3 separate regions of the Mus musculus genome follow, and regions 2 and 3 are each linked to region 1. A link is a loop called in an ENCODE intact Hi-C map of the cell type or tissue named here. Cell type or tissue: heart. All regions are shown on one strand. Each heading gives the region's core, and the rest is flanking DNA. Links, peaks and the distances in the headings are about the cores only. Region 1 has its middle 17 kb from the start of Gm38856. Region 2 overlaps Eefsec (eukaryotic elongation factor, selenocysteine-tRNA-specific). Region 3 overlaps Gata2 (GATA binding protein 2).

The links. A loop is a pair of places that touch in the nucleus more often than their neighbours do. Peaks named below come from ENCODE experiments on the same cell type or tissue, not always from the same donor. Only the 100,000 strongest peaks of a DNase experiment are listed, where the experiment ranks them.
Region 2: it touches region 1 in a loop (2.6-fold over the local background); 2 of 42 quality-filtered maps call a loop at or near these places.
Region 3: a loop joins it to region 1, with 4 times the contacts of the local background. A loop is called at or near these places in 3 of 42 quality-filtered maps.

The regions. Positions count from the first base shown.
Region 1 is chr6:88,129,543-88,140,419 of GRCm38, reverse strand. No RefSeq gene overlaps it. Among named protein-coding and RNA genes, the nearest start is that of Gm38856, 17 kb to the left of the region's middle. In heart, for the core only: no CTCF peak of the experiment used is centred there; DNase peaks (open chromatin) are centred at 4,109 and 6,329; H3K4me3 peaks cover 1,220 bases; H3K27ac peaks cover 2,166 bases; H3K27me3 peaks cover 6,561 bases.
Region 2 is chr6:88,358,119-88,368,995 of GRCm38, reverse strand. Eefsec (eukaryotic elongation factor, selenocysteine-tRNA-specific) reads left to right here. Exons shown (of 7, transcript NM_023060.3): 3 at 10,354-10,450. Among named protein-coding and RNA genes, the nearest start is that of Eefsec, 83 kb to the left of the region's middle. In heart, for the core only: no CTCF peak of the experiment used is centred there; a DNase peak (open chromatin) is centred at 5,325.
Region 3 is chr6:88,200,161-88,210,883 of GRCm38, reverse strand. It overlaps Gata2 (GATA binding protein 2), which reads right to left. Exons shown (of 6, transcript NM_008090.5): 3 at 10,024-10,665; 4 at 8,320-8,465; 5 at 6,176-6,301; 6 at 3,852-5,689. The coding sequence ends at 5,390. Among named protein-coding and RNA genes, the nearest start is that of Gata2, 6.9 kb to the right of the region's middle. RefSeq lists an enhancer at 7,431-7,975. In heart, for the core only: CTCF peaks have their summits at 4,774 and 7,603; DNase peaks (open chromatin) are centred at 4,753, 6,163, 7,363, 7,833 and 2 weaker places; H3K4me3 peaks cover 3,554 bases; H3K27ac peaks cover 4,225 bases; H3K27me3 peaks cover 7,050 bases.

The sequences.
Region 1 (10,877 bases), core at 1,944-9,943:
CGCATGGCCAGCCAGCCAGTCTGCATGCCTACAGCTTGGTTCTCTCTTGAGCAAGTCCCTGGCAGTCAAATAGAGTTGTTCTAAACCCTGGTTCTGCTGCTGACCGGCTTGAGGGGCTCTGGGGCAAGTTCCTCCCTCCCTCTGCCCTCTGTGCTTCAGAGACAGTGGGACTCTATCCCAAGGGCTGTAAGATGATGTGAATTATTACCTCTAAAACGTTAGCCGTTATTAGCAGAAAGGGGACGCCGCGTGGGGAGCATTCAAAGGCAGATAGGAACAATCTGGCTAGGACTGGGACCATCCTGTGTCAAGGGCCTGTCCCACAGTATTCAATGTCACTGTGACCTTGCACTAGGGAGGTGCCAACCTATTTTGAAGTTGAGGATTCTACCCTCAGACATTGTGGTCAGCCAGCTAGGGGTGACAGAGACAGTCTCTCCCCAGACTTGCCACTCCCCAGGACACACAGTTGATAGCACAGTGACCTTGTGAAAACCAGAAAATGAAAATCTCCTGCCTTCACTGAAATGCCCGGGCTGTGACCAAGCCAGAATTCAAACACAGAGCCTGCTGGCTCCAAAGTCTCTTTCTTGGGTCTCTGGGTATGGTGACACATGCATTTAATCCCAGCACTCAAGAGGCAGAGGCAGGCAGAGCTCTGTGAGTTCCAGGCCAACCAGGGCAGACCCTGTCTTAAATAAATAAATAAAACAAAGCCCTTTTCTCACAAGTTTGATTTACTTTCTGACTAGTTTGCTGTCCAGTCTGCATTGCAGAATGAAGCAGCCTGTGTTCAGCTGAGCTGCAAGGGTGTCCCTGTCCCCATCTCTCATCTCACCTGGCTCCACCCTCCCTGGACCAGGACTCACTGCTAGGCCCTGCATGCTAAGCAGATGTGGTGCCAGAAAACCCTTTACATACAGAGAAGGCTGCCACCTGCAACCCCGGTGCCATGTTCTGCTGTCTGTATCACACAGATTTTTGCCATTGCATGGTATAATGACAGAAACACAGTGTTAACGGTGCTGCATCTTGGGGAGGGTTGGGGATGTTTCATTCTGTTGACTTTTTGTTTGGGGCTAGGTATACTGCACTAACCACACAGTGTTTCAGGATTTTAAAAATGCCTCAGGTCTGTGAGATGGCTCAGCAGGTAAAGGTGCCTGCCACCAAGCCTAACAACAGGGGTTTGATTCGAAGGATTCTGGGGTAAGCAGTGTGGTATGAGTATAAACCACCCTAGATCATACCCCCTACACACACACACACACACACACACACACACACACACACACACAAATAATTAAATAAGGCAGGGGTTAGAGACAGGGTGTCTCTGTGTAGCTCTGGCTATCCTGGAACTCTTTAGACCACCTGGACCCTTGAGACTTGAACTTAGAGATCCACCTTGCCTCCCTCTGCCTCTGCCTCTGCCTCTGCCTCTGCCTCTGCCTCTGCCTCTGCCTCTGCCTCTGCCTCTGCCTCCCAAATTCTAGGATTAAAAGCATGCACCACCACCACCCCAACTACGTAAGTTTCTTTTTAATTACTATTATTTTTAAAATCCATCATCTCATTAAAAGCCTAAAACTATCTCCTTTCACCCCCACCCTATCCCAACAAAGACAGGAAATTCTCAATTTACCAACTAATTGTGTCGCTAAGATTCCTTTGTGCTGTTTGGATGGTGGAAATGGTTCCTACATAAACAAGGCTATAAATGGATCTGGTGCCCCAGAACCCCTAGAGCCTGGCCTACTTTCAGTCTGGGTACCCCACCCAGGAGGACAAGAAAGAAGAGCCAACTCAGGGCCTTCCACAACCAAGAGTGGCAGATGTCAGAATTATCCATCTTTGGCGCTGGCTGCTTGAGGAAGTAGCAGGCAGGACCGGGCAGCTTTCTATGCTGTAGCAGTGACATCTGAGGTCTGGTCTCGAAGCTGTTCTGTTCACTGTGAGAACCACACAGCAGCAGCCCAGGAGTCCCACCAAAAGGCCACACCACATGGGATGCTGGTGCTGTTGGGAGCCAGACCACAGCCAGCAGCCCCACCCTCACCAGCAAAGTGCAGCACCTGGAGGGTTCCTGCATGAAATGTGGAATGCTTTCCCTCCTGGAGAGTGCCAGGCTTCAAGGAAACCTTGTGGGTCAAGAACTTGGCCCTGCCTCTAGTATACAGTAAGTGTTCAGTTAAAGCCCCACAGGGTCCATGATAAAGCAAAAGGGATCAAGGAGAGGAGGTTTCGCTGTGCCCGGAAGAGCAACTAACCAGGGAAGATGGGCTTCCCTGGCACCAGAGGCTACCCAGTGTCTCACTGAGAGTGGAGAGAGGTGGAGTCTCCCAGGGACTTGACCTGGGATGGAAGAGGCATGCACCACAGACAGGCCCAAGTCTCCTGAGAGCATGAGGCCAGGTGCTGCTGAGATCCTAAGGATATTCACGAGACTTCAAATTAAACAAGGCTGAAGTCACCCCTGGGAACAGACAAGGTCCTTGTAGGTTCTTGCTTCGCTTTTCTCGTGTTGAAAGATGGCCCTGTGTACAATCTTGGTTGCCTCAGCTAGAAAAGAGAGCCATGGCAGCTCCTGCCAGGATATTGGGAGTAGAGAACGTGTTATCCAGGCTGCTGAATCCAAGCTTCAAGTGTGAGGCCTGGACTCTGGATTAACAAGCCCCCCTCAGCCCTCTCTGAGTACTCACACTGCTAAGGCACTGACCTGGGCTAAAGGCTTCCAGCTGGCACCTGTGACCTCACTGCCATCTGCCACCTACTGCTATGTCTGTCAGCTGTGTGCCTGTTGGCTGTGTCCTACAACCTCTTCAGGCTGTGGTTTTGCATCCGTGAGCTGTACACAAAACTTCCTACCTTGTATATGAGCTATTTTGCAGCTCGGCAATGCGTACATAAATACCTGACTTGTGAGAGATGCTCAAGAATGGTACCGTGGTTAGCTAGGATGTGAGAGCCAGGACCGATAGATGCCTTGAAACCCTGAAGAGCCAGGATATGAGGATAGCCAGCCCCTTGCATGGAGCTCTATTCAAAATGCACAGGTATTGCCTGGATGGGGTCACATCTTTAAGCAGGAATTTGCCAGTTTTGCTATTTAAAAAAATATATATATATGGAACAGAAACTGTTGAGGGGAAATCACTTCCTACCAGAATTCAGAATGGCACCATAGGAAGGCCCCTGCTGTTTTTCCTTCTACCACCCCCATTCTCAGCCCTAGAGCCGACCCCATCTGATTGACATCTTGGGAAAAATTAGCCACAGACTTGCAGTCTGTCTTTGGAAGAGAAGCATGCTGTCCTGGCCTCGAAACTGTGCTGTGTGAGCCTGAGAAAACTGTACACCCTCTCTGACACCAGCGTCCACATCTGTAACTCAGGAAGGGGCTGGCAGTCACCTGCTCACCCTGAAGGTATGTATGAAGTGCCTGCTAGCTCAGGGCACGTCCTCTGTTTATAGTCCATGGATAGAGTCACGTTTCCACTGCCAAGCCTAACTAACTACAAAAGAAAGCAAGCGCCAGCCCTAGAGAGTGTGCAAATTCTCTTGCCTGGCTCTGAGCAGTTCTGATGGTGCTTAGCAGCAGAACCCTTTGTTCAGGCAAAATCTTACACAGGAGCAGAATGGAACCCACATCAATGGGAACTGCGGAGAGAGAGGGGACCCCGAAGCTTAGAGAACCCGAGGATTTGAAGGATCACCTGGAAAAGTGCGCTGAGGAAGAGAGCAAGGTCAGCAAATGTGTAAAAGTGATGGAGACCCTTGCCTATCAGAGACCTGGAAGGAGAAAAACCTCCCCGCCCACGCTCTCTCTCCTTCAAATGGGCGTGGAGTGGAAGGTGGGAGGAGCCAGGCCGCTGGGTCTCCTGGCCAGAAGCCCCTGACTGTCCTAGCCAGGGTTGTGCTGGGTCTTGGGTCCTGGGAAGCAGAGAAGTGGGTCTGGGCAGCTGGCGCTGGAAGCCAGCTTACTGCAGCCGATTATCTGATGGAGCGCTTCCTTCATCGGCGCTAATATCCATGTTGCGAAACAATGCGAGGGTTTCCTATCAGTTTCAAATAGGACATGAAAAGCTTGGGCGCTGAGAGTAGAGGATGCGAGAATTGGGCAATGGGAAACGCCTGAGTCACTGCAGCCGCTTTGATTCCATGGCCCAGTCCTGGAAAAGGGAAAGAGAGAGAGAGTGGGTCATTAGTGACCTGGGAGGGCCAGGAAGCACTGGCCCTTCACACAGAATCTCCCTAGGGGGCAGAGGGACAGGACCGGAGAAAGAAAAGGAGCTCATGGCCTCCACCACCCACGCACCGGGTGGCCAGCACGTCTGAGCTGACATGGCAGTGTCTAGTGAGGTAATGCTTTGGGGACCAAAGCTGGGAACCTTGCTGAGTTCGTTTGCATGCACTAGCTGCCCCAGGCTGCAGGGCCACCGAGGCCAGAGGCTGCCTACCCACTGCCTTGCCCTGGTTTTGAGCAATTCCTCTGGCCTTCCCTGCTCCTCGGAAAAGAAGGAGAGCCACGGAGAGATGCCTGGAGGCTTCTTGCTTCCTTCTGTCTGGATGGGAGCTCTTGGTTCTCTGAGAATGCTCTAGAATGGGTACAACTGGCAGCAGGGGCTGGCTGAGCTGGAGACCCTGTCTTCTATCCTAGGCACTGCAAAAGAGAAGAGAGTTGTCAGTCTGCTATTCTTTAAAAGACCAGACTTGAGGATGCCCCGAAGTGTTTGCTTACTGATTCCACACCTGGTATGCACACTCAAGAACACCCAGTCATCATCAGAGGCAAAGCACAGGGGGAAAGCAAAACTGCTCAGCGGGTAAAGGCCTCGCCTCCAAACCTGATGAGCTGAGGTTGATCCACAGGGCCCACGCAGAAGAAGAAAAACTGACTACTGCGAGTTGTCCTCTGACCTCCATAGAGTGCTGCGGCATGCTCACTTATACACTACACACATGCACATACATACACACACATACACACACAATACATATATGCACATACACATGCATACACATGCATACTCATATACATACCTACATACACATGCGCACACCCATACACACATACATGCACTCAGGACAAGAAGGCAGGAGAACCAGGAGTTTAAGGTCATCCTTGGCTACATAGCAAATGAGACCAGCCTGGGCTACAAGAGAACCTGCTGCTGTTGTATCAGCCTCAGAGCTAGGCACAACTTAAGCCTTTCTCTCTCTCTCTCTCTCGTTGATTAAGTTATTGATTTACTTTATATCCTGATCACAGCTTCCCTTCCCCTCCCCCTCATCCACCCTCCCTCCCTTTCTTCTCAGAAAAGGGGAGGCCTCTCGTGGGTATCAACCAGCCTTGGTGTATCAAGTTGAAGTTAAGACTAGACACATCTATCAAAGCTAAAGAAGGCAGCCCAGTGAGGGGAGGGGAATCCAAAGGAGGCAATGTAGTCAGGAGCTACTCTTGCTTTATGAGTCCCACACGAAGACCCAGCTGCACAACTGGTATACACGCGCAGAAGGCCTAGCTCCATCCCGTGCCTGTTCTCTGGTTGGGAGCTCAGTCTCTGCGAGCCGCTGTGGGCCCAGGTTAGTTGATTCTGTGGGTTTTCTTGTGTAACTGTCATCAGAGCGGCTTCACCCAGCAACTGATAGAAATGGATGCAGAGACCCACCACAATCCTTAAGTGAAGTTTGAGGAATCCTGTGGAAGAGGGGACAGAAGGATTGAAGGAGCCAGAAGGGTCAAGGACACCACAAGCCTTTCTCATATGTCACCTCAGAGCCACCTTCCCAGCCCATCTCTGCCCGGGGAAAGCAATCCATTGGGTCCAAAACTTGTTTTCAGGATTACTGTCCTTCAGGTCAGCAACTATTGTTATGTTTCCAAGCTTTCTCTTCTGGCTGTTGCCATTAGACATGGCCATTCTGAGCCTTCACTGGTCAGCCTGCATACGGTCCCCGGTTCATTTCTGCATACAACTCTCCTGGGGTGTCATAGCTTCTACTACACAAGGACCAAGGAACTGAGCTGAGCTGGGTTCTACTCTGTGTGGGGCTGCTATTCCTCTGAAAACCTGTACTGGCAAGCACCTAAGGGCTTCCAAAATACTGTGGAACAAAACCGAACAGAGGAAGCATGCTTAGGCCACGTTCCCAAACTCCCCTTCCCCGGGAAGTACATGGCTGAGGAGAAATGCTGTTCCCTACGGCTTGATCCCCAGAAAAAGGGGCCCTCCTTGGCCTTCAGCCTGGAACAATGCAGAGAGCTTCATAGAGGGCAGGTGCGTGTGTGTGTGTGTGTGAGGGGGGTGCCTTCCTGAAGCTTCCCAGGACAGGGCCCCGGCCAGCAGGCTGGACTTATTGTCTATTGTCCCAGGCTGGGACAGGAAGCACTTTCTGTTCCCAATTGCTTGTGTAGATTAATTTACAGTGAAGGAACTCAGAACTTTGGCTGCACCTGTTTTTCCAGAGGCCAGCTTCTGACTCAGGGGGGTTCTCGGGAGGAGCCCCCTGTTTCAGGGACCAGTGCCCCCAGGGCCTTCAGCTGGAGCCACTGCCTGTCTCGTGAGTGCTGGGCATGGGCTCTGGGAGCCCCCGCCTGCTTGCTTCAGTCATCTCAGCTGCTCTCTGAAGAGGCAGCCTAACCAGGGGAAAGGTTAGCCACATGGTACAGAAGTGAAAACCGTCAACAAAGCTCCTGCCCTTTGAGGATGGCATCTCCTCTTTCATCAGAGATCCCTTTTCTGACCCCGGCTTAGGCAGATAACAGACACGATCCTTTTATTTTCATATGATTGGTTCTGGAAATCCATTCTACGGATGAAGAAACAGGGCAAGAGTGGCCCCTTCACAACTGGACTCTCAGCCCTTGGAAGGCTAAGTGAGTCTGAGGTCAACCTGGGTTACATAGTGAGGTCTAGTCCAGCCCAGGCTACAGAGGCCCAGTCTCAAGAAGCTAAAAGCAAGAAAGGAAAGGGGTGGGGAGGAAGGAAGAAAGGAAAGGAAGAAGGAAGGAAGGGAGTGAGGAAAGGAGGAAAGGAAGAAGGGAGGAAGGGAAGAAGCAGGGACTGTGGCTGAGAATGACCATAATGACTTAGGTTGCCAGTGGACATATGCTCTGGGTCCCTGAGTTCTTAAGCCTAAAAGTCTCCATAGAATAGATGCAACTTAGTGTCGCTGGCCTATGTGCCTCACAACAGATGCTCTGGAGCAGAGAGACCAGTGCCTTCGCCATCTTCTCTGCTCTGCCCCCTGTAGGCCCACTGCCTAACGCCAGCCTGGGGTGGCCTTGAGCTGAGGTAAGCCCCACGCAGTCACGTTTTCACGTGGAATTTGCATACCTTTCTTTTTTAAGATTTATTTATTTTATGTGTATGAGTACAGTGTCAATGTCTTCAGACACATCAGAAGAGGGCATCAGATCCCATTACAGATGGTTGTGAGCCACCATGTGGATGCTGGGAATTGAACTCAGGACCTCTGGAAGAGCAGTTGGTGCTCTTAACCTTTGAGCCATCTCCCTAGCCCATTGCATGTTGTTCTATTAATAACTCTGGTAATATACTTCCATACACTGGGCAGGTGGAAGAAATCTGTCTGCAGGGGTCACAGTGCCTGTGGGCCCAGCTTTCCCCTCTGCTCTGTGACACCACCCCAGTGCAGACAGTAGACACCTGCTGGACACAGCTTCCCTGTGCAGCTGGTGTGTGCTTCCCCGTGGGAAGAAGAGACAGGGTCTAAGGGACAGTGTCACTTATCTCCAGGTACCCCTGCCTCCCCATACCCACTGTTTATCACCACTGACCCAGAGGCAGCACTGAAGGATGCTGGTGTCTGGTGGGGTGAAGGGTGATGACCCTCTTTTAGGGCTCTCCTTAGCTTTCAGAGGATGACTCCCTTGCACAACTGAGGCTGGCTGCCTTCTGTGGTACATCCAACTCAGCTCCTTGACTTGGGTGACTCAGGATGGCTCTGCTCTCCATGACTTGTCCAGCCCCTCTGCCTACCAGTCCACTGTATGGAAGGCCACGGCTGCCTCTGCAGGGCTGCTTCCTCTAATATCGCATGGCCCCAGATCCAGGTCTGCCTGCCGTCCCCCTGAGTGACAGAGCTGCCCTTTGTGAAGGGGGAGATTAGAGGCGGGCTGGAGGCTGCACGGCTTCGCCTCGATGACAGGGGCCGTCAGCCCTGCACACCGCAGAGCCCAGATCCAGGAGAGTCTTGACAAGCCTGGAGGGGTTCCAAGAGGGGGACGGCGGGAGGGGGACAAGCGCCTAGCACACAAAGGCCGAGCCTGTCTTCACACCTGCAGGGACGAGCAGAGTCCAGGCCGGGGGAGACGGGGCTTGTGGGGGATGAATAATTCGCTCTGAAAGAAGCATGTCACCGGCAGATAGCTCAGCCAGACACTTCAAATAAAGGCAAGCAGCCACAGTGACAGGGGACATTCTTTGCCACCGATGTGCTGCTGGGACCTAAGTGCTGTGATGTCTTGAAAGAAAGGCATCTTGAACTCTTCGTAGTTATTTTTATTAAAAAAAAAAAATAAGAAGGAGGAGGAGGACGAGAGGAGGAGGAGGACTAGAAGAAGGAGGAGGGAAGTGGGGAGATAGGGAGAGGGAGGAGGGAGGGAAAATACCACCTCGGAAGCAGAGATGAGCCTCAGTCCTATGGAGCACTGCATCTGGCACCTTCATGTCACTGTTATCAGAACGTGGACATACCTGCTGCTTGGTCAGCTCCTGCCACCCCAGGCCCTGCCAATTGCCTGCCCAGGAGTGTGTCTCACCCTGCCACCCCACAAGCACTGCCCAGACTTCCTGAGCCAACTTGGATGCTCTCTGCCCACCCCAGACGGCACCTCTGGTTCTCACTCTCTCCTCCTCAATCCTCTATCCACCCAGCCAAAGCCTGCAATCCCAGCACTCTGAGACCTGAAGCCCGAAGCAGAAGGATCCCAAGTTCAAGTTCAAGGTCAGCTTGGGCTACACAGCAAAACCGAGAGAGAGAGAGAGAGACAGAGAGAGAGAGAGAGAGAGAGAGAGAGAGAGGCTTAAGCTGATTTATTCATATGTTCTCATGGATGAAAGTCCAACTATTAAGTGTGAAAATATTAGAGGATGATGTGTGTGTTTATGTGTGTGTCTGTATATGTGTCTCATGTGTGTGACTCTGTGTGTGTATGTGTGTGTGTGTGACTCTGTGTAAGTGTGTGAGCACGTGTCTCTGTATATGTATGTGTGTATATGTACGTGTGTATATGTGTATCTCTCTCTCTCTCTCTCTCTCTCTCTGTGTGTGTGTGTATGTCTGTGTGTGTGTGTGAGAGAGAGAGAGAGATTTTAGTCTATTTTCCACTGTAATAATCCACTGTCTGGATTAAGACTAGCTGTTTAGTGGGAAAAGAAATTTGTTGCCAAACTTGATGACATAAATTTAATCTTTGGAACCAAGCAAGGAAGAAGAGGCAGATCCCCCAAACTGCCCTCTGACCTCTGCACATGCATTCAAACGTGCAAACACATGCACACACATGCACAATAAGCAAATAAATATAATTTTAAAAGTTTAAAGACCAAAAGGGGAGCTAGAAAGATGGCTCAGTGGTTAAGAACACCAGCTGCTTTTGCAGAGGAGCCAGGTTCAAATCCCAGCACCTACACAGTGGCTCCCAACTGTCTATAACTCCAGTTCCAGGGGATCCAATACACTCTTTGACCTCCTTAGACACCAGAAATGTGGTGTACAGACTTACATGCAGGTAAAACACTCATATACATAAAAAATAAAGTAATAGAAAAATTAAGAAAAAAACCAGGTAAAAAGATTTCTTTACCTTACAGTATTGGGGGTGACATCCCAACAGCCCACCACTCCCTCCCTCAGCCCATCGTCAAGGATGGCATTTCAAGGTGACCAGAGGGAAAAGAACCACACTCTGAAATAGGAAGCTAGAGCTAGGAGGAGCCCGTCTTGGTCCTTATAGCGTCTACTTTCAGGTTACTCCACCAGTCCTGATGTTGCAGGGACCTAGTCACCTTTCCCTGGGCTCTACCTCTTAAAGGTCACCTCAGTGACCAGGGTGGGACCGATCCCAGAAACCCTAAAGGCAAACCACCTGGGTGGACTGTGGTGACAACAGGAATCCACAATGGTTGTGAGGGCCCCTGTGACAACTGAACAGGCTGCTGCCCCTGGCATCCAGGTATACTTCCTGCGGTTGCTGTGGCAAGGAACTGAAGTATACAAAGTCCCTGGCTGATGGATCCCACCAAGAACCCCCTGAAAAGCAGGCTGTCTAACAGCCCTCAGGTCAACCACAACTCTGAGTGGAGACTGAGTCTTTCATCTCAACAGCCTGGGAGGAGCAATAAGTGAGCTCAACTCTGAAACAAACTCAACAAACTACGGGGATTTTTCCACCTCCCCACTTCCCTTGCAGCATAGGGGAAGAGGGGGAGAGATAAATCACATGACCTAACTGAAAACACCCTCAATATTTGGCAGGCTTTCTCCACCCCCAAACTCCCACCCCATGCCCTGTTTGACAGCTCTCACCTGACTGGTCCTATTTCTCACCTTATTTGCATACATGCACACACACAGTCAATCAGAGCCCACCCTGCTCTATATAATAAATCTGGAGCTTTGAGTTTCTGAATTCAGAAGAAGAGAAAGAGAAACTTGGACTCTGGCTCCTGGCTGAGGAGGTTGGTCTTGAACCCTCAGTGGGAAGGAGGCTGACCATTGGGAGACTTGTCCAGTCCAAAGCAAATGAGGGAACTCAGGCTCCCACTGCCCCAGCTTCTAAGGCTCAAGAGCGACTGCAGGGAGGGGAACTTGTTCCCTCCTCAGCCTCCCAGGCTTCAGAGTGTCTA
Region 2 (10,877 bases), core at 1,571-9,570, 230 kb before region 1:
GTTGTGTGCCATTTGTACAGCCTGGTACAAGTGAGATTTCATCAAAACCTGATAGGGGGAGAATCAGGTGTGGGAGGAGACAGGGGAGAAGTACAGAGGATTGGGAAATTGAATGGTGGTGTATAGCAGTGGGGTATGGGGAACTGTGGGGGTGGGGGGAGAGGAGGGGAGGGTAAGCCACTAGAAAGTCCCAGATGCCAGGGAAGCAAGAGGTTTATTCCTAGGCCCCAACAGGGATGACATTAGCTGAAATACCCAACACAGGGAAGACAGAAGCTATAGAGACCATACCCAGGGGATAGGCACAGCCGCCATTTGAGGGATGGGGCCACCCACCCATTTCAAAAATTTTTAACTCAGAATTGTTCCTGTCTAAAGAAAATACAGGGACTAAGAGTGGAGCAGAGACTGAAGGAAAATGTATCCAGAGACTGTCCCACCTAGGGATCCATCCCATCTTCAGACACCAAACCCAGACACTATTGCTGATGCCAAGAATTGCTTGCTAACAGGAGCCTTGTATAGTGGTCCCCCAAGAGGGTCTGCCAGAGCCTGACCAATACAGATGCAGATGTTCGCAGACAACCATTGGACTGAGCACGGGGACCCCAAGAGAAGAGTTAAGGGAAGAACTGAAGGAGCTGAAGGGGATTGTAACCCCATAGGAAGAACAACAATATCAACTAACTGGACCCCACCCCCACCCCCAGAGCTCCCAGGGACTAAACCACTAACCAAAGATTACACATGTGGGGACCCCATGGCTCCAGCTGCAGCTATAGCAGAAGAATGCCTTATCTAGCATCAATGGGAGGGGAGGCCCTTGGTCCTTTGGAGGCTTGATGCCCCAGTGTAGGGGGATGCTAAGGTGGTGAGATGGGAGTAGGTGTGTGGGTGGAGGAGCATTCTCATAGAGGCAGTGCAGATGGGAGATGGCATAGGGGGCTTACAGAGGGAAACCAGGAAAGGAGAACAACATTTGAAATGTAAACAAATAAAATAACCATTAAAAAAAAAGAAAAAGAAAACTAAGCATAAGCTATGGGAATAGCAGACACTGGGTTCTTTGGAAATCGCTGGATAAGAGGGTATTTTAGTGAGAGGACTTTTCCTTACAGAGAAGCAAAATCTAGGCTGTAAGAAGACCTGCAGAGGTCTTGAGAAGAGTTCAGCAGATGAAGGTTGGGTGAGGGACAGACTTGGTCAAAGGGACTTGAAAAGGCTCGACATGGGCAGTGGGGTCTAGTGGTACTGAGTTCTTCCCAGGGCTCATCCCTTCAGTGACCTCTTCTTGGGCACCTACCAGGATAGTGGGAGTAATGGCAGTGGCCAAGAATCTTGAGAAAAGAAAAGACACGTGACTTGGAGTGTGTGACTCACTGTAGTGCAGGCAGGTTGATGTGGCACAGCTGCCATGGTGTTGGAGAACACTAAACTGGGTTGTCTCTACATCTTTCTTACCTGTTTCAAGGAAACACCTCAGCTCAGTCCTGCCATGTCTTTATAGCATCCCTAAGTTTAGCCAGGCTCTGTGCCTTCAGTGGGAAACAGTATCTAGCTAGACACTAATAGCTTTGTTTTGTTTTTCTTGTGTTTATTTTTGTAGCTTCAAAAGTAGACGTTTTTTGGTCCCCCAGAGACTGGGCTTTCATTAGTTAATTTTAAAAAGTCTGTTAGAGCAGTTAACAATTTTTAAAATGACACATTCATACCTTAAGCATAATATTTTCACTGAAAACACTTGCATTCATGTTCACCTAATAGAATTAGTGTCTAAGTGACAGAAGACTAAGCACATTCATACGCCCCAGCCCTCTTCTTCCTCTGTGGTGCTTTGCTGGCATCTGTCCCGCCTGTCTAGGGTGTCTTTGCTGTGTGAGCACATCTGTATTTGGAATTTGGGGCATCTCCTCTTTATGGTCTGATTTTGAAATATGTATGCTTCCTGCTTTGTGTGTAATTTCAGTTTTCCCCAAATGGTCACTCCCATTGTCTTGGATTCCTTGGATGAAGTGATGTGTGGGTAGGGTATGGAGGAGATGACAGGTCTTTGTGGTGCACTTGGGTACCAAGAACTATTCTGGTAGGGGCTTTCCATTCCCTCTGTCATGACCCCACAAGGTGGATGTCACTTCTCCAGACCACTTTGATGGAAGGAAATCTTAAAGCTGGACTGGCTTCAGTAGCTTGTTCTAGGTCACACAGCTAGTGAATGATGAGAAGTGTTTCAAAGCCAGCTCTGGGTTAGAGTGGTCAACCTAAGTTGTATGGCCAGATTAAGAAGAGTAACTAAAAGCCAGGCGTGGTGGCGCACGCCTTTAATCCCAGCACTCAGGAGGCAGAGGCAGGCGGATTTCTGAGTTCAAGACCAGCCTGGTCTACAAAATGAGTTCCAGGACAGCCAGGGCTATAGAGAGAAACCCTGTCTCAACCCCCCCCCCCCAAAAAAAAGAGTAACTAAGCCTGAGCTAGTATGTGCAGTTCTCAATATAATTGTTGTATGATAATTGTTGGGAGCCTGATTAATTTTTTTATTTTGGAAGGGCTAATGTAATTTTCTGATTGTATCATGAGAAAAGTCTCATTTTGTGTTATCAAATTTCAACATATAAATAATTTTAAAGACACAGACTATATGTTGTTAAATATAACAAGTAAAAGTCTTCTAGGAATCATTAATAAAGTTTTGAGTTATAATTTTAAAAGCCAGTTACATGATAGGTGTAATTGTAACATCCAATATTCTGGCCATTTTCTATCATTTTAAATTACAACAGAAACACCTGCATATCAATGTTCATGGAACAATATTTACAATTACCTGAGTTATGGGATCAGCCTAGGTATCTGTCAACAGAGGATTAGATAAAATAGGTGTGGCCTATGTATGCCCAATGGAGTTCTGTTCAGACATAATGAAATTATGTCATTTGCAGGGAAATAAATGCAACCAGAAACCATCAAAATTTAATCAGAGTCAAAAATACATGGCATGTATTTTCCTCCCATTTTTCTATCCTAGATATCATATAGACACATAAAACCATATATGGATATGTGAGATATGGAAGTAGAAATGAAACTATCTGTGAGAAAGAATAGCAATAACAAAAAGGGGAGTGGCTGGTAAGTATGTCCACTTTCATGGTACACATGAAGAAAATGTCTGTGCATCCTATTGCTGTGTACCTTAGATAGCCTTACCTTTCAACTTGATACAACCTGGAGTCATCTGAGAGGAGAAGCCTCTAAGTTGAGGAACTGTCTAGATTTGGTTGCTTGGTGAGCATGTCTGTGAGTAATTGTCTTGATTCGTTTTGTGTTTTAAATTATGTAGGATTGTGCTCATGAATAGACATTAGATTCTCCTGGAATTGAAGCTTTGAGCTGCCTGATATAGGTGTTAGGAATTGAACTCTGGTCCTCTGTAAGGGCAATGTTTTTACTCTTTATGGCTGGGCCATTCCCTCAGCCTTCATGCTAATTATTGTAGGAAGGTCCAACCCACTGTGGGTGGCACTATCCCTAGGCAGATGGTCCTTAAGTGTATCAGAAAGCTAGCTAGGCATGCGCTTAGGAGCTAAAGTGAGCCAGCAAGTAGCATTTCTTCATAGTGTCTGCTTCTACTTACTGCACTGAGTTTCTGCCCTGATGTCCATCAGTGAAGGACTATGGTCTGGAAGTGAAAGGCAGATATAACTTTTATCCTTTTAAGTTGCTTTTTGTTAGATTATTTTAACATAGCAACAGAAAGGAAACTGGAACACTATGTAAAATAAATACATACTGTTACAATTTTATTAGAAAACAAGAACAAATTATAGACATTAATTGCTGAATCCTTAATGACTGTCAGACACAAAGGCAAAACCATGATTGTTCTAGAACCTTTCATTCATTTCTTAGATAATATAGAACTCACAAGACGTGCTGGGTACCTGATGAGATGTTTTCATTGCAGTACTTCATTCAGGGCTTGAAGTAATTGTATCAGAGATTCTACTATCATCTTAATGAGGAAACTGAGGCACAAGGGTAAACGGACACTCAGAGTGTCATGGGGAGGAAATTGAGGAGCCAGGAAGTACTTAGAGCTCAGTGCTCTGGTCTTAGAAGCCTCACTGCAGAGCCTTGTGTTGATGCTGATTGTCCTTACAAGGACACTAATTCCTCTGCTACTTGCCATCACTTGTTCTTCAAAACCGGACTAGACAGTGGAACCCGGTGACACTCTGGTAGCCTTTGCCACATACAGAACTGTGAGTCCTTTGTCTGTTCCTTCTCCTTCTTCCTCAGGGAGATTTGTGAGCTCTCAGCTGCTGGTGCTGCGGTCATGGATTCTATTGTCTGAAACCATAAGCCTAATTAAACATTTTCCTTTATAAGCTGGCATGATCATGGTATTCTGTCCCAGTGCTGAAAGTAACTAAGGCACACGTGGACATGTATTCATTTCCTCTTTCCATTCCTGTGGGCATGTATAGTAGAATTCCTCAGCTACATGTCACTTCTGTGTTCTTTTTAATTTTCTGAAGCGTATTTGTTGATTAGATATATGATCTGTGTTGACAGGCTTCCTATACTTTAAATATGACATCCTCCTGGTCTCCATGGCTGGGACCAGCTCCATGCACTACTGCTCTCACATATGAGATGGTTTCTTCCCAAGCTGGGGAAATGCCCTCATCAACGGCCAAGGCTGTTTTCTGCCTAGTTGTAGATTTTGAGTTAACGGTTGGAGTTTGTTCAGCTTCTTAAATGTGCAGGTTAATATTTTCATCAAATTTGGGAAGGAACAGACCATGATTTTGTCATCCATGATGCTTCCATTCATTCTTCTTGCTTCATAAACCACCATTGTACTTAAGTTGCTTTGCCTGAGACACAGCTTTGCCACTGCAACTGGGTTCTCTCCTTCCTTTTCCCCAGATGGATCGATCTCAGTTGTCAGCTCTCTATTCTGCATGTCCAGATCCCCTCCTGACCTTCACTACTGACTGAAGTTTTCATTTCAGTTCTTGCATTTCCAAACTATGGATTTTTAAAAAAATTTCTGTTGTGTTAACTTACCTAGGGTGATAAAAAAACAAGCATCTACTTACCCCAGATAGGGAACTGATGACAGACCAAAGTCCACCTTAGCACGTTGCTGAATTTATTAGGGCTACATAACTCCAAGAGCATGGGCAGTGTTAAGGAGGCTGTACCACTAAACTCCCACACCCCCTGAGTGACCTGCTGCTGACAGCTGGGAGCCTGGGGCTCTCTGGGACTTGCAGGCAGCCCCACAGCTTTGGCTCTCTCTCCTTAGCAAGCATAAGGCTTACTTAACCTAGGGAAGGAAGGGCCCTGTGAATCTGATTTCAGAGACTTCCTGACACTTGCCATTGTTTCCTTCCTAACTCCTAAGGAACCTGTCTACTTTAGAACTTCCTGAGTCTTAATGAGCATCACAGAAGAATAAGTGTTTCAATTTGGAGGAAATTGTCACAGTATATCTGTGTGTGTGTGTGTGTGTGTGTGTGTGTGTGTGTGTGTGTGTATTTTGAGACAGGGTCTCTATGTAACTCTGGCCATTCTGAAGCACTCTCCATAGCCTAGGCTAGCCTCAAACCTATAGAGATCTGCACCAACTGTTACACTCTCTCTTGTGGTGGAGGATTGTCAAGTTGTTTAGACTTGGTTCATTTATTTGAACACACTGGGTGGGGGGGAGGGAACCTGCTATCAAGTCTGGGAGAGCTTCCTGGGGACAGTTTTTTATTAATTCTTTCTTATATGTGGACTCTTCTCTTGCTTCTTTGCAGTTGTGATGGGTAATGTTGGTTGTCAGCTTGATGGATTGATTGATTGATTGATAAGTGCTTAGAAGGCTAACATAACACATTTCTGGGTATGACTGTGATGGTGTTTTCAGAGAGGATGAACTAAGGGGTAAGACCCCTCTGAATATTGGCAGCCATACCATAGGTGAGGGGCCAAATGTAATAAATGAAAAAATCATGGGCATTCTCTCTCTCTCTCTCTCTCTCTCTCTCTCTCTCTCTCTCTCTCTCTCTCTCCCTCTCTCTCTCCCTCTCTCCCTCTCTCCCCTCTCTCCCCTCTCTCCCCTCTCTCCTCCCCTCTCCCCTCTCCTCTCCCCTCCCCTCTCCCCTCTCCCCCTCCCCCTTCCCTCCCCCTCTCCCTCTCTCTCTTTGTGGTGCTCCTGGCTATCATGAGGTGAGTTGTTCTGCTCCAACATGCCCCTCCCCTTTGTAATAGACTCTGAAACACCAAACCAGAATAAGCCTTTTCTCTATTAAGTTGTATTATATCATAGCAACACACGTGCGCACGCACGCGTACACACACACACACACACACACACACACACACACACAGACACACAAAAATCAAAAAACTCTGAACTATGCCTGTATAATAAATTTGGTTTGGTTTGGTTTTTTGAAACATGGTTTCTCTATGCAGCACTGAGTGTCCCGGAAATCACCCTATACCAAGTCAACTTGTCCTGGAACTCAGAGAGATCTGCCTGCCTCTGCCTCCTGAGTGTTGGGATTAAAGGCTTGTACTGTGGTCTCTGTGCCTGGCTGTAAAATAAATTTTTAATGAATCCTAGGCATTTATAATAGCATAATGAAGTAGTATTAGAAGTTACATAAACCCTCACTATACTTTGTTAATAGTTTGATGACTTTTCTGGGCAGATTGTGGAAAGTCGTTATTCTTTGTCATGGAGACCCTGAGGTGTCCACTCAGTGATCACTAAGGACAGGACAGTTTTCCCTGATGCCTGGATGTAGGGTGCTCCTTGAGGACGGTTTCTGTATACATGTGGAGCCAAGCTGTCAAGAGTTCCAGCAGCAGTTAACTGTGCCTTAGCTTTTACTCTCTGTTTGCATAGAACCTTGAAGTCAGAGGTGAGGGCCCACGTTCTTCTACGTCTCTCCTGAACATGCAAGTCCTGTGCCTGTGGTCACCCCAGTTCTCAGGATATGTGAGAGCTTTTCTAAGCCAGCTCTGAGCATCTGATTCCTTACCTTTTCCTGCTAAGCTTTTTACTCTTCTCCTTGTTTGCTTAAACAGTTACCTTTCACCTCATCATGCTGTTGACTACTTCCCTTTATTTTCAACAGAGACCCTCAGGGAAAAGGCTTTTGCAGTGAGAAAATGAGCTGCTCATTGCCCTATCCTGGGTTTCCGTCTACCATCATTATAAGAACTTAGTGGGAAGACAGCAAAGGGAAGTTAGGAGAAACTTCATTTCCCATGCAGGAGTAACAACTTAAACAGGAAAGGAAAAAAAAATTCGAATAAGACGCAGAAAATCAGGGTCCCTCAGCATCAGCAGGATGACAAAAAAAAAAAATGCTGTCACTCTCATAACTCCATTTACTCAGCAGGCTTTGGGGTGCAGCCCAGAGAAATTGGTGGTGGTATTGCACCTGAACTCTCTGAGGGCTTCAGATGTCAATTGAGAGATGTTCCTTAAGAGCAGGTCTGCAGAAAGCAGATCAACAACATGAGGGCTATGTCTCTTGTCTCTGTGGAAGGCTGGAGTCACAGGTTTCTGGAGCAGAAGGTTCTTAGAGGCTGGAGACAGCTACAGGAACAAATGTCTACAGCTGGAGCATGGAGGCTTACAGGCTGGGTCAGGAATGAGTCTCCTTGCCTGAGACAGAAGCCCTCATGTAGTGAGTTTCAACAGTGTCTGTCTCTGGCAAGTCTTCAAGGCCATCTTCCTTTTCCAAAGAACACAGCATCTGGGAGTTGGCCTACTGACCAGAGCTAGTATGAATGAAGTCATCATTCTCTTCCTCCTCTAATAATCTGACAAGTTTCGTTCTCTAGAACTTATTGGCTCAGATATATATATATATATATATATATATATATATATATATATTGCCAGCTGGGGCCTGATTGATTGAGCTGAATATGTGTACATGCAAAGATGGTGAAAACTGGGATCAGTTAGGAGGGAGCTGTCAGACCTGGGTGGGGAAGAGAAAGCCTCCCAAACTTTGAGCATGTTTTCAATTAGGTCGCTTTCTCTATCTCTTCTTCTTCCTCCATGTTGTAAGGAGAGTGAGAATAGAGGGTGGGGAACCCTCCTTTGGCCTTCCACATTTGTACCCGATGCCTTGAGCTTGCTTTCAGCTGCATGCAGAGCCTTCTTTTAGACTGCCATGAAGCCCCAATCTCAAGCCATCCATTCTACCACTGCTCTCTGTCAGATATACCCCACTATGTTAGGGATCTATTCTTGCATGATTCCACTTAGTTCTGAACCTTTGTTGCCATGAAATCTCTGGGAAGTGGGTACTTGGTTGTCAGAAAGGTGGCAGCCCATGACATTGATGCTGAGGTCAGGGTCCCTTCAATCTATTGTTGGGATATCAAACAGCCCATCTCTGTCTCCTTGCCTTCAGAGGTTTCTGCTCTTTCTACTCCTACAGCAAAGGCTCCAAATAGGCCAGATACACATAGCCTTTCTGATGGGGTCCTCTAGGGAACTACCAGATAGGAGAATTATTGTATTTCTTGGGGTCAAGTGCTTTGATAGAACTCAAACCCATTCTGCCCCTTCTAGGGTCCAGCAGACACTAGCTTGGTTGTAGTTGTCAAGGCCACTACAGAGTTGGTGGGTAGATGGAACAAAGCAGGTTTAAAATATCTATTTGTAACTTGTTCTCAGATTCCCAGCCATTTTCACTTTTTTTGTTCACATTTTCTTTGGTTAACTCTAGAGTTCTGAAAATTTTGGGTCATTTCTTTTCATGCTCTTGTTGCTTCCATGAAGAGGCTTTTACATGTGTTTGTTCACCATGGCCATTGATCTAGGTGTGTTCAGTCTGAGGTTCATAGCTGATGGATTCTCCTAAAGCCGACAAGTCCGTTTTTTGCTAGTATGCTGTTGCAGTGAATGCTCATAAATGAGGAACTTCCAAGGCATGAGTGTAAATTGTGGATTTTATACTACTGTGCCACCAAAAGTGATAAAGAGGAGACCAGGAGGGCATCCGTGAGGAAGGGAAGAAAGCCAAGTCCCACACTTAGAAGGTCTATGTTTAAAGTTGGCTCTGAAGGTTACAACTAGTGTCTTTTAATCTGCCTCTCCAGTCTTCATTTCCTTATCTACAACATGACAGAGCCATGGTGATGAGTTGGCTTAAGATATCATTGTTCTTGATATTGCGATATTGCTGTTATATAATCTATATAAAATCCCCCCCCCCCCCCGCCCTGAGACAGGGTTTCTCTGTGTAACCCTGGCTGTCCTGGAACTCACTTTGTAGACCAGGCTGGCCTCAAACTCAGAAATCCACCTGCCTCTGTCTCCCAAGTGCTGGGATTAAAGGTGTGAGCCACTACACCCGGCTAAAATTCTTCATGATATGATGATGAATAAGATAGCAGGGTATGAGATAGCACCCACACAGTAGCATATGAAATATTTTATGTAAGATATTGAAAACATGGAAATGGGATGTGTGGCAATTTGAATGAGAATGGATCTTTTGTTTAAATACTTGTTCCCCAGTGGGTGGACCTGTTTTGGAAGGATTAGAAAGTGTGGCCTTGCTGGAGAAGGTGTGTCACTGGGGACAGGCTTTGAGGTTTCAAAAGACTCATACTCTTCCCAGTCTCTTTGTCTCTCTGCCTCTTACTTGTAAATCAGGATGTGAGTTCTCAGATGTTTCAGCTCCCATGCCTGTGCTCTGTGATCATGGACTCTAACCCTCTGACACTGTAAGCCCCTAGTTAAACTCTTCCTTCCATAAAATGCCATGGTGTCTATTACAATAGAATGTAACTAAGCCAGGGGAAATTCATTGGTACAAAGCATGAGAAAGCTATGTTTAGAAGAAAAGACAGCATGGGGCTGGGAGGGATTATGAACTGCTTTTTCCTTCTTCCCTGACAGTGTTATTGTTAGTTTTGTTTTAATGAAGATGGCTTAAGTAAGGGATTCTCCTCAGCGAGAAGGGATTTCTAGATGCAGCTTTAGGAACTTTGGGATCACCAGTAGTCCTAAATTTCAGAGAACCAGATTGTATGGATCTTTTAAAGAGCTTGTAGTTTACGACCTGCCTAGATCCCTGCTGCTTCCTGAGGGGGCTCAGGAGGAGTTGAATTTCTAGGTGAACCTCTTAGGTTCTGATCTAAGTCTTTCTTTGTAGGACTTCTGTTTCACCTGGCAATGCAGAGCAGTGGTGCTACCTTCCCATGCTCACCTGCAGGCTGAAGAGGAGGCACGTGGCGTGCTCGGTGATGTGCCAGCAGCTCTGCTGTCTGTGCCGGGCTGTGCTGACAGCCTCTGTGACTGTCCTGATGGTTGTTCTATTTCAGATTCCGGGGTGCACCGATTATTCCCGTGGCAGCCAAACCTGGGGGACCAGAAGCCCCTGAAACTGAAGCTCCACAGGGCATCTCAGAACTCATTGAGGTACTGTCAGCTTGAACCTAGGCTGCTCTCTGCCCCAACCCTGCTCAAGTAGTTCTCCATGTTCCACTCTGCCTAAGAGGGAGGGAGAGGCAATCCTAGGAAGAGGTCTCCAAGGGCCTCTCTCTCACTCTGATATCAGACTCTTCACCTCCCTTGGAAACTGCAAAACAAAGGTCCATAGAAGCCCTGGACATTGGACTCTGCAAAGTTCTTCCTACCCACTGTGTTTCCTATTCTGCCCCTCCTCTTTCACACTTCTTTCAGACAAAGCAGTGCCTTTCTCTGTTACCTGTCCCTCAAGCCTCCCATTGCCCCCACCCCTTCCTCTCACTCTCAGAGAAGACTCAGTCTTGTACGCATATCTGATCACAAGCTCCATTCCTGTCCTTCAGATTGTGCAGTCTGCCTCCACCTAAAGCTGGAGCAG
Region 3 (10,723 bases), core at 2,724-10,723, 70 kb before region 1:
AATATACAACCCCTCCCCATACACTCACATGTACACATACACAAGCTACACATTCCATTTTACCTTAAACCTCAGACTGATTCTGTTGACTTGTCTGTTTTTCCAGATTAAGTTTGGAATTGTTTGGGGTTTATTATTATTTTTATTGTTGTTGTTACTATTATTGTTGTATCTTTTGTGTTTTTCTTTTTTTTTTTTTTTTCTTCAAGACAAGGTTTCTCTGTGTAGCCCTGGCTGTCCTGGAACTCACTCTGTAGACCAGATCAGAAATCTGCCTGCCTCTGCCTCCCGAGTGCTGGGATTAAAGGCTTGCGCCACCACAGCCTGGCTGTTGTTGTCTTTTTTAAAAAATCAAATTGTTTTGCCTCATAAACTCTTTGAGGATCCACCCACCTTGGGAAAGGCTCCACTCTGTCTGTCTTCTTCCCTGCCTCAGGTGAGCTGGTCCTATCCTGAGGTGGATGGCTGGCATTCCTCCCAAATTCTCCCTGGGGCTGTGTTCCCTGCTGAGAGGCCCTTGGATTGATCGGTGAGACCCCTCCCCTCGCCTCCTGCAGGGACAGTTCACCAGGAGACTGGAGCTGGCTGAGAAGGACAGAGCTGGTCCCTAAAGGTCACACAAGAGGTTTGGGTTTCTACTATGGAAAATGGGAGTAAGAAGCCAGACTTGGAAGTATCCCAGAAGAGGAAGGGAGGGAGGGCCTGCGCTGACCAGCCCCACCTGGGTGCACACGGATGGAACAAAGAGCTGCTCCACCCTGGCTGCTGTGGTGTGGATCCTGCAGGAATTGGAAAGACAGTGGTCACCCTGCTTACGGCAGCCACTAGTGTGATTCCTGGTCTGCCTGGGTGCTTTGTCCACAGAACCCTAATTCTTTACCGGATAAAGACTTGAGTGGTGGGACGAGTAATGGTCTAAACATTGTATGGAGGAGGGAATACATTCTAAGACCAGGAGCCCCCTGAGCCTAGACTTCCAAGTAGCTTGCTTGAGCCATGAGCCTGTAGGTCCTCTCATGCCACCAGCCTGTCTCACACTGACCGGAGGATGACTCCTCCTCACAGGTAGCCTCTAAGCTCCACAGGTAAGGATGCATGAAGAATGGACCTATTCAACACAGAGGGGAACACCTCTCTCAAGAATGCTTTGGTGTTCTTGAGTGTAACAGAGGGAAGCCGCTTACCTGCTGGCTTCCTCCTGGCCTGCCTCCCAGCACTTGAGACTGTACCTGGGACGAATGCTTTCAACTTTTGGGCTAACAGGAGAAAGGAAATAAGCCAGGTCATCGTGGCCTCTTGTAAACTCTGAGTTCTGGGCTTGGCTCCTGGCCATTGGGTCCTCTGGAAAGCTCCAGGTCTTAGATGTGGGAGTGCCACATTCCAGATTTCAGGTTCTAGGCTTCGTAGGTTGGGGGGAATCTCAATTCTGACACTGGGCTACGGGCCTTACTTCGGGGTTCTTGCTAAGTTCTAGGTAATGAGCTAGAGCCAGGAGAGCTCTAGATGTAGAACCCAGCTCTGGACTCTGTGGATCTGGATGCAAGGGCCCCGTGCTGCGAGCTGCTCATTTTGGATGTGAGTGTCCAGGCTCTAGACACTGTCTTTGAGCTATAGGTCCCTTGTTTTTGAGTGCAGAGCTGTGGTTCTTGATTCTTGGGTTTAAACTACAGGTTCTACAGCAGTGGTTCTCTGCCTTCCTAATGCTATAGCCCTTTAATTCAGTTCCTCATGTTATGGGCGACCCCTCAAGCATGAAAATATTTTGTTGCTACTTTATAAGGAAAAGTTTGCTACTATTAGAAAACATAATCTGATATGTAGGATATCTGGCATGTGACCACTATGGAAGGGTTGTTCAATTCCAAAAGGGGTCGTGACCCACAGGTTGAGAGCCAGTGTTCTAGATGGTTCCTTCAGAACCTGGACTTGGCCTGACAAGTTTGCTCCAAGCCAAGGACATTACCTCCTCTGAAGGGTGTAGGGGTTCCTATTTGTTTTCACAGATGAGTCTTCCAACGCCTATAATTGTATTTGACAAAAGGGGGTTGTCAACAGCACACACACGCATGCACACACACCCATGCATAACCCATTCCTAAATACATCTGCTATCACACCTGGGGACAAGGCAGAAAGCTGCTCCTGGGCTTCACTGTGCCTGTAGCTAGCAGGAGGCCAGAAGGCCAGTGTGGTGGTCCTGTGGGGGAAGCACAGCAGCCCGACTAAGCTTCAGGTTGCCGCCTGTCTGGTTCAGGTGCCCGATCTGCAGGGAAAGATGAGGACAGGGTAATGGTGGCATGCCAGGACAGTGTCCTGAGACCAAAGCCCTGGAGATACAACCTCACTACACCCTGATGGCCAAGGTGCTGGTTCTTCCTAGGAGACTTGCTTTTTGCTATGTGAGCTAGCACAGCAGTCTGACTCAGGAGAAAGCCTCCAGGTGTGGATGGGTGTTGAGGAGCAAGAATGTTGACAGCAATAGTAGTCAATGGGGACCCCAGCCAAGAGACCCAAGTGGCTAGAGATGATGAGCAGAGAGAAGCCACTGACCAGGGACACATGCTCAGTGACTTGAATCAAAGAGATTCTTTTATCCAAGAAGGTGTAGACAGACATACAGTTATGACCAGGAGTCAGCTCAGAGGTCTCAGGCAAGACTATGGTTGACTGGACATATTATGAGCCACTGGTCAGGGACATGGGTGACTCAGGACAGGGGTTACTAGGATCATGAGGTCTTCAGTGCTTGAGAGCTGAGGGTAGAAGAGAGACTGTTGATCAGAAACTTAAGGGATATGTTAGGATCAACAGCACTAGTGACACTAAAGTGCAGTAACCAGATATACCAATTACTGGTTCTTAACCACGGACTAGTTAGGGAAGCAAGTGGTCAGGAGTGTGGGGCTTAAGAGACGTGGGGGAATGGGGGTGCCCGGATCAGACTTTGACACTTGTAACAAGATCATGGTGACTAGAGATGAGCCCTCAGGGGCATTGGTACCAGGGCATCAGAGAAGATGTGGTTGTGAGAAGGTGTGGTTGCTAGGCACAAGGGTAGTTAGATGATCAGAGGCAAGTGACCAAGGGCCAGTCATTGTTAAAGAGACACTGAGTGACCAGTCATAATGGCCACATGCCAACTTCTCAGGAGGGAAGGTGCTTACGTGTTTGAAGCCAGCCTGAGCAATATAGAAACCCCACGATTCACACACACACACATACAAACACACACACACACACACACACACACATGCGTGCATGCACATTACCAATGACACCATTGGTAGTCTGCATCTGTCCACACAGTGGCCATGAGAAACCTCCTTGATGAGAGACAGACTCTAGGCATGTGACTACTGACAATTGCCAACATCACTGCCAGGGATGACTGGTGGTCCTGTTGTGTGCAGGCTAGCGACCAGATACATAGTGGTGATCGGTTAGCAGTCACTAAGGGCATGACGGCAGATGCATTCGTTAGGAATATTGGTATCAGTGGATTTCCTGGATCATTGGTCCAAGGCAGCAATCAGGACCGGGCGATCGAGTATGTCAATGAACAGATTTGGCAACCTGGTACCCTAGAAACCAGAGATGACCACACTGGAGGGACCTGAATGGGGCCAGTTCGGCTATTGGTTCTATAAAAAACCCAATCAGGTTCCTTGCTTAGGTTCTCAGAAGAGCACAGGCTGAAGAGTCCTGCCCATCCCCATGGGCCCCAGGGGAGGAGGTTTTAGCCAAATGGGCCTTTCTCTGAAAGACAGAGACAGCAGACACAAGGCCACCTGACAGCTTAAACCCCAGCAGGGGTGTAGGGGTCCCAGGGACCCACTCAACAGGCGACAGCATTCACAAAAAGTATTTTATTATTTTTAACAGTATTCACTTTAAAGGAATAAGAGGGTAGCATACAATTTTTACAGACAATATTTAAATGTTGTACACAGTTAACAATAACTTAGGTCACTAATTCAAAATAAAACAAGCCCAAAACATAAAAACAGAAAATACTGCCGATTCTTCTCTTATGCGGGTACTAGCACAAAATAAGTTACTTCCGGTTAGGGTGCTCTGCAGCAACTGGACACCGATATTGCACTTGGTTGACTCAGCACAATCGTCTCCCTGGGCTCACTCGGGGCCCCCTTGCTGGCTGCTGCACCACTGCCACCACCACACACAGAATCGAAGCTTGGGACACTTTTTATGTACAACTGTACCTTGAAGGATTCAGCCAGCCACAGCAGAACAGAAGCCTGGGATCACAGGGCCACTGCCTGCCTGCCCCCTGTCTCCCAGAAACCAAGAGCATAAGATTCCCCCTTGTCCCGAGCCCCCTGCCAGGGCTGTGGGACCCAAGAACCACTCAAAGGACTGTGAAGCTCAGGCCTGGTTTGTAGGTTTTATTTATTTTTTTCCATAGCGGGGCTTCTGTGGCAACGTACAATTGACTGGACCCAAAAAACGAGTTTCAAAATAAAACCACTCATCAGCGGGTTAAGCTTATGCAGTTTGGTTTTCGCTTTGAGTATTTTCTTATTTATCTTAGAGGGGGAGGGGGCCGAGGGTTTAGCAGAAAAGAAGGTTGTATTTACAGGGGTCCGACTGGCCTAGAGCACAGGCTGCAGCTCTGGCCCATTTGGGTCACACCAGCTTTGGCCTCTGGAAGCCAGGGGAATGATCTGGGAGACGTTTCCCCTTTCCAGAGAATGTTTCCTTCCTGTGACCCAGCCCTGGCCTGGGAATCTGCGCAGGACCGCCTGCAATTGTCTCTGCCCTCTAGGGCTGCGTCAGGGCAGGGGCTACCCTGCAGGCAGGCTGGGGTGAAGGAGGCTCAGGCTGAGGACCTCTAAGTCTGCCCCCGAGAGCCCTGACTGGTGGCAGGAGGTCCCAAAGAAGGACCCCAAGAACACAAATAGCACACGCCTCCATGTCTTCACGTTCTTGTAAGAAATAAGAGCAAAATAAATTATTTTTCTTCTTGCCTACTCCTTTCTCCATCAAAAAAATAAAACAGAAGAAGAAAAAAAGAAAAAGAAAAAAAAAGGTTTCATTTTTCTATCCCCAGTCTCTTCTTGCTATAAATCTGTAAACCTGTCCATTTTGCTCTCCAAACAAACACTCTCCGTGAAAACACTTTTCTGGGCAGCACCCCGGGCACACGCGAGCTGCAGCCCAGTTAGAAATATTCACAGTAATGGCGGCACAAGGCTGGGAGTCCTCCAAGGAGAGGTGGCTTCGGCCAGGCTAGGCTGGCAGGAGGAAGTGGGTCTCTTGGGATGGGCGGGAGCCAAGAGTATGTTCCACCCATCCTGGGAGTGCCCAGCCTCGCTCTGGTTCTGCCAAACCACCCTTGATGTCCATGTCTGTCCAGTGGGAGGCTTGCCTAGCCCATGGCAGTCACCATGCTGGACGGGTGGGGGTGGCCAAAAGAGAGACTGGAGGAAGGGTGGATAGGCGTGGGCGTGGGTAGGATGTGTCCAGAGTGACTAAAAGGTGGGAGGTGTCCCACAGGTGCCATGTGTCCAGCCAGGGCAGCCGCACTGAAGGGCGGTGACTTCTCTTGCATGCACTTGGAGAGCTCCTCGAAACATTCAGCCCCTTTCTTGCTCTTCTTGGATTTGCTGGACATCTTCCGATTCCGGGTCTGGATCCCTTCCTTCTTCATGGTCAGTGGCCTGTTAACCTGGGGACAGCCACGGAGCCCTTAGGAGAAGTTGCCTCCCACACAAATCCCTCCAAACTCTCTCCACAGGTCGAGGCAGGCTGAGTTAATTGTATCCCCAGGGTGACAGGAACTGTACCTTCAGCCCAGACCCAATGTGACTCACCAAAGCCCCCTTAAGCCCTCACTGTCATCTTTTCAAGAAAGAGTGAATGGTCTAACAGTCCACATGGTTGTTCCCAGATCACTAAATGCCTGCACAGCCTGCGTCCTCCAACACCTCTAACCCTTCCCTGTCCCCAACTTCTCCTATCACAGGTACCCGGTCCCTGCCTGCCCTGCCCCCATCGGTCCCACCTCCGAAACAGAGGTATCGTCCTTCTGGCACTCTGGGCTGTCGGCTGCGGCTACCCAAGCCAAGCCAAGCTGGAGATTGTGGCTGGGGCCGCTGGCTGGCCAGGCAGCACAAAGAGCTGAGGTCCCCGGGGAGGGGTGGGGTGCACTCACATTGTGCAGCTTGTAGTAGAGGCCACAGGCGTTGCACACAGGGTCCCCGTTGGCGTTCCGGCGCCATAAGGTGGTGGTTGTCGTCTGACAATTTGCACAACAGGTGCCCGCTCTTCTGGCAGCAGACTAGGAGGGGAGGGGTAGCGTCAGAGGCTGTCTCCCACGCCCCACCTTGACCTCCTCCTGGGCCCTTAGCACCACTCCCAGCCCCACCGCCGAGCCTGGAGCGATAGGTCCTACCGGGGAATCAAAGCATCTCAAACCGAGGAATTTTAGAATTTGAGATGGAAACTAGTTGGGAATCACAGAACTTTGGAATAAAGAGTTCTTAGAACCTAAAGGATTGTCGACACAGAAGGGAAAAGCACCACTTCCCCTAACCGCCCAGCAGTCTAATTTCACAGGTAAGGAAACAGGTCCCACGGAGACTTTAGTCCTGTGACCATCCTGAGTTGCTGTCTCCAGTTGCATGCCTCCTCCCCCACTGTTCCCCTGGAAATCCAGAATCCTGGTGAGTCATGGCTGGGAGGCCAAGGCAACAAGACCCTGCACTGCCCAGGAGAACCCAGAAAGCCCTGAGGAAGTTGGAGCCCAGGATTAAAGTGTGTTCTTGCTTTGTCCTATATAGGATCTAGGAGTCGCCAGGAGAGATTTAAATTGAATTTAACTACAGTTTAAAATCTAAACACTCAGTGCCTTTTACTGCACTAACAGCATTCCTAGCAATCAATAGTCATACTAGCCAGAGGCTTCAAAAAGACTATTGGAGCAAAGGCGCTTCCATTCCTGCCGGCCTAGAGCCGTATGCCCTGAGAGCGCTCACCTGCTGCTTTTACCAAGCCCCTCGTCCCAGTCCCCCAGGAAATGCCAGCCAGAGGTGAGGCGTGGAAGAGGGGAGGCCTGGTCTCTAGAAGGACTGAAATGTGGGGAGGGAGGAAGAGGGAGGGGGGCTTTTCCTAGAATACAGATCACCCCCTGCCATCCCTTCTGCCTCAGGTAAACAGAGCGCTACTCCTGTGTGTTCTTCCCCTCACACCCCACCTCCACCCAGCAACTCCTAGCACTGAACTCCCTCGGCAGCCAGTGTGGGGAGGGGGCCGAGTCCAGCCGAGTCCAGAGAGGCCCCGGGCTTGAGCCTGCTCATGGAGGGGACCAGAGCTGGCCTGCCCGCGGGGGCAGGGAGGGTGAGTAAGCAGGCTGAAGCTGGAATTCTGACTCAGGGGCCAGCAGCATATCCTCCTTCCACCCCCACCAGCCTGCACCGCCCTCACACTGCTGGGTGGGGGGGAGAGAAAAAAAAAGAAAAAGGGCCCCAAAGCGGGTGAACGATTTAAACTCATAAATCACTTCGCCCTGAAAAAATATATTTATTATTCTTAGCATTTTACACATTATTTGCAGAGTGGAGGGTATTAGAAATTTCAAAACAGCCCAGCAAGAGGCAGGACTGAGTCGAGGTGGCTCTGAAAACTTGCCGGTCCGGAAACAGATACACGAAGTTTCCTTATCTACCGGCTGCAGATGTCCGGATAGGAAACTCCGGCAGGAGATCCGAAAGGACATTTTTTTAAAAAATCACTCAAATGAAAATACACAGTATAGGTGACTCCATGGAAAAATAATAAAGGGCAGGTTTTTTTGGTGGCCGCTGTGTGTTATTTAAATAAGCGGAGGAGACCGGGAGCTGGGAGGCGAGGGAGGGCGGCCAGAGCAGCCATAGGGAAAAGTACTTCATGGCCCTATTTTTAAAAAGAGCGAATAAGAGACCAGAGCCTGAGGGTGGGCTGCTAGACCATGGGCTCTGGGAATCCTTCAGCGGGGGGTGGGGTGGGGGGGTGTCCAGAGGAGGGGGTGCCCGGTAGCTGCGGGGGGAGGGGGGTGCCAGGGAGGCTGCAGGACAGGAAATTTGGCAGGAAAGAATCCGCCAGAACGAAGACCGACCTGACTGACCCCCCAAATGATTTGACTGATAAGAGGATTTCAGGTGGTGAAGTGTCTGCATTTGAAGGTTTGCTGTTGGATTGTTTTCGTTTTTTTTCCCCCTCTCTGTTTTGTTTTTTTTTCTTCACTTAACTAACCCGCTCTGCCCAGATTGCCACTGGCCACCGTGGCCCTGCCCTGCCCCATGATGTGCCCTTTCTTACCAGCCTCCGCTTGGGCTTGATGAGCGGCCGGTTCTGTCCATTCATCTTGTGGTAGAGCCCACAGGCATTGCACAGGTAGTGGCCCGTGCCATCTCGTCGCCAGAGAGGGGTGGCTGTGGCACCACAGTTGACACACTCCCGGCCTTCTGTAAGGGAACAAGGAAAGACACAAGGCCTGCTTAGCCTCTACACAGAGCCAGAGGATCAAGGTTGTATTAAGGGAGACCCACCCCTGGCAGAAAGAGGGACTCAAGGAGTCCCCTTAAAAGAAGTCCAGGGTCTTTTAAGGATAAATTCTCATTTCTGATGTTGCTGAGGAAGAGCAAAGAGAAACAGCAAATGCAGGCTGCCAGGGGTTCTCAGAGCCAGCAGCAAGTTACCCGGAAAAGGAACTGAAGGCCGGTTTTACAGAGCACAGGCTACTGTCCCTCGCTCAGCTCAGGCCACAGTTGTCCAGGATTGGGGTCTGGGGGAGCCTCTCTGCTGCTCTATCACTTTGCCCAACTGAGCCAGCATCTCTAAGTCTTTTTCTCATCTCTCCCATCAGCCCCTCGCTGTCTTTATGCTCCGGCTAAGGCCAGGAAACCTTTTCTCTTCCTCCAGTTGGGCTCCCTTTCAGCCAAACTCCTAGAATTCAATGATCAAAGTTGTTTCTAAAATGAAATAAATAAGTTCTTTCACTTTAGGCTAGGTGGCCTTATTTTCTGTTGTTGTTTTTGGCCATCTGGAGCTTAAATAGAATACAAAACAAACACGGAAGAGAGGGCTACAAACAGGCCAAGACTTTGCAAAAAAGGGCAAAGTCTCTGGTCTTAGTAGAGCAGGAGACAAGAGTCAAGTTGGGGCTGGAGTTCAGCGGAGCGAGGGCTTAGTAGCTCAGTACCATGGAAATTCTTCCTGATCTAGTTGGAACTAAGTCACCTATGAGAAGTTGGTTCTTCAACTCAGAAATAAACTTTGGAGGAAGCCTTCCCCCCTCCCTTGCTAAAAGCTATGGGAAGGAGCCTCGGAGCCACGGGTTATTGCCTGAGGGCCATATGGCTGGACAAACCTAGCTGGATCCAGCTGCAGCTGGCAAAGGGGTGCAGGCACCCGCACAGGTTCTCACTCCTACCCCCAGGGAGAGGGATCAGGGTCACTAGGATGCAAGCAGGCCTTGGGAATTTTGCTTTGGGGAAATCTCCAAGGAGATCTGGAGCCGCTGCAATCCTAAAACTGGACTAGCAGAGTTGGAGAACCAGATTCCTCTAGGGCCTAGATCTCTGCAGTGCCCACGGCATGCACACACGCTCACAGACACACGTACACATAAGTACACACTGACTCCTTCCCTCACCTACAGCCTCCATTCTCCCCCACGCCCAGTCACGAGGCTGCTCGGTCTCAGCTGAACGTTTGGGGAGGGAGACAGGGAACCTCATTCTGTGTTTTAGCTGATACTTGTCAACCTTGGAGAGGAGGCCATGAGGAGGGGTGCGGAGAGGAGCTGAACATGGGGGTTCCTAGGAGCACTTAACGGCAGGATGAAAGTTTTAGGGGTTTCTTCCTCCCCACAGGGAACTTCAAATGCCTGTGGACTATCAGAGATGACCACCACCCATTCTTAAATCAGGCGCCCTAGCATGGCCCCTCTATCAGACCACGGACCCCTTTTACAGAGGCACACCACACCCACAGGCCCTGAAGTCCCACACCTGCCTTTACCTGAGCAGGAGCGAGCCTTGCTTCTCTGCTTAGGGGTGAAGCTGGAGGCGGGGCCACCCAGGAAGCCTCCTGGATGGAAGAGACTGCTGCCATAGTCATGAGCTGCGGCGGGCACATAGGAGGGATAGGTGGGTATCGGGTGGTGTGTTGCAGGCTGGGTGCCCATGGTAGCTAGGCCCGGGCGCAGGGGACTGCCGCCTTCCATCTTCATGCTCTCGGAGAGTGACACTTGGTACTTGACGCCATCCTTGTCCTCACCCCGGGCTACACTACCCCCTGCAGAAGAAGAGGCCGGGGAAGCAGCTCCTGTTGTGCTGGGGTCTGGAGACACTTCTTTGGGTGGCGTGGGTGGGAAGCCGAAGAGATGGGAGCCCGAGTGGGCTGCAGTGGGGGTGAGGGAGGCCACGGAGCTCCCACTGCCTCCCCCGCTCCCACCCGCAGCCCCTGGGTAAACAGACAGAGGCCCTCCGGGTGCTCCAGCAGCTGAGGGGTGCAGCGGGGTCTTGGAGAACGGGCTGACGGTCCAGGGACTGTGGTGATGGGCAGCGGCGGCAGAGAGAGCTGCTTTGCCCCCGTCCAGCCACGGCAAGCCTGGGCTGTGCAACAAGTGTGGTCGGCACATCTGGCCTCCGGTGAGACGGGCTGTGCAGAGGGAAAGGGGGTGAGGATGACCAGGGGCTTCAGAGCCATGACCCGGGCA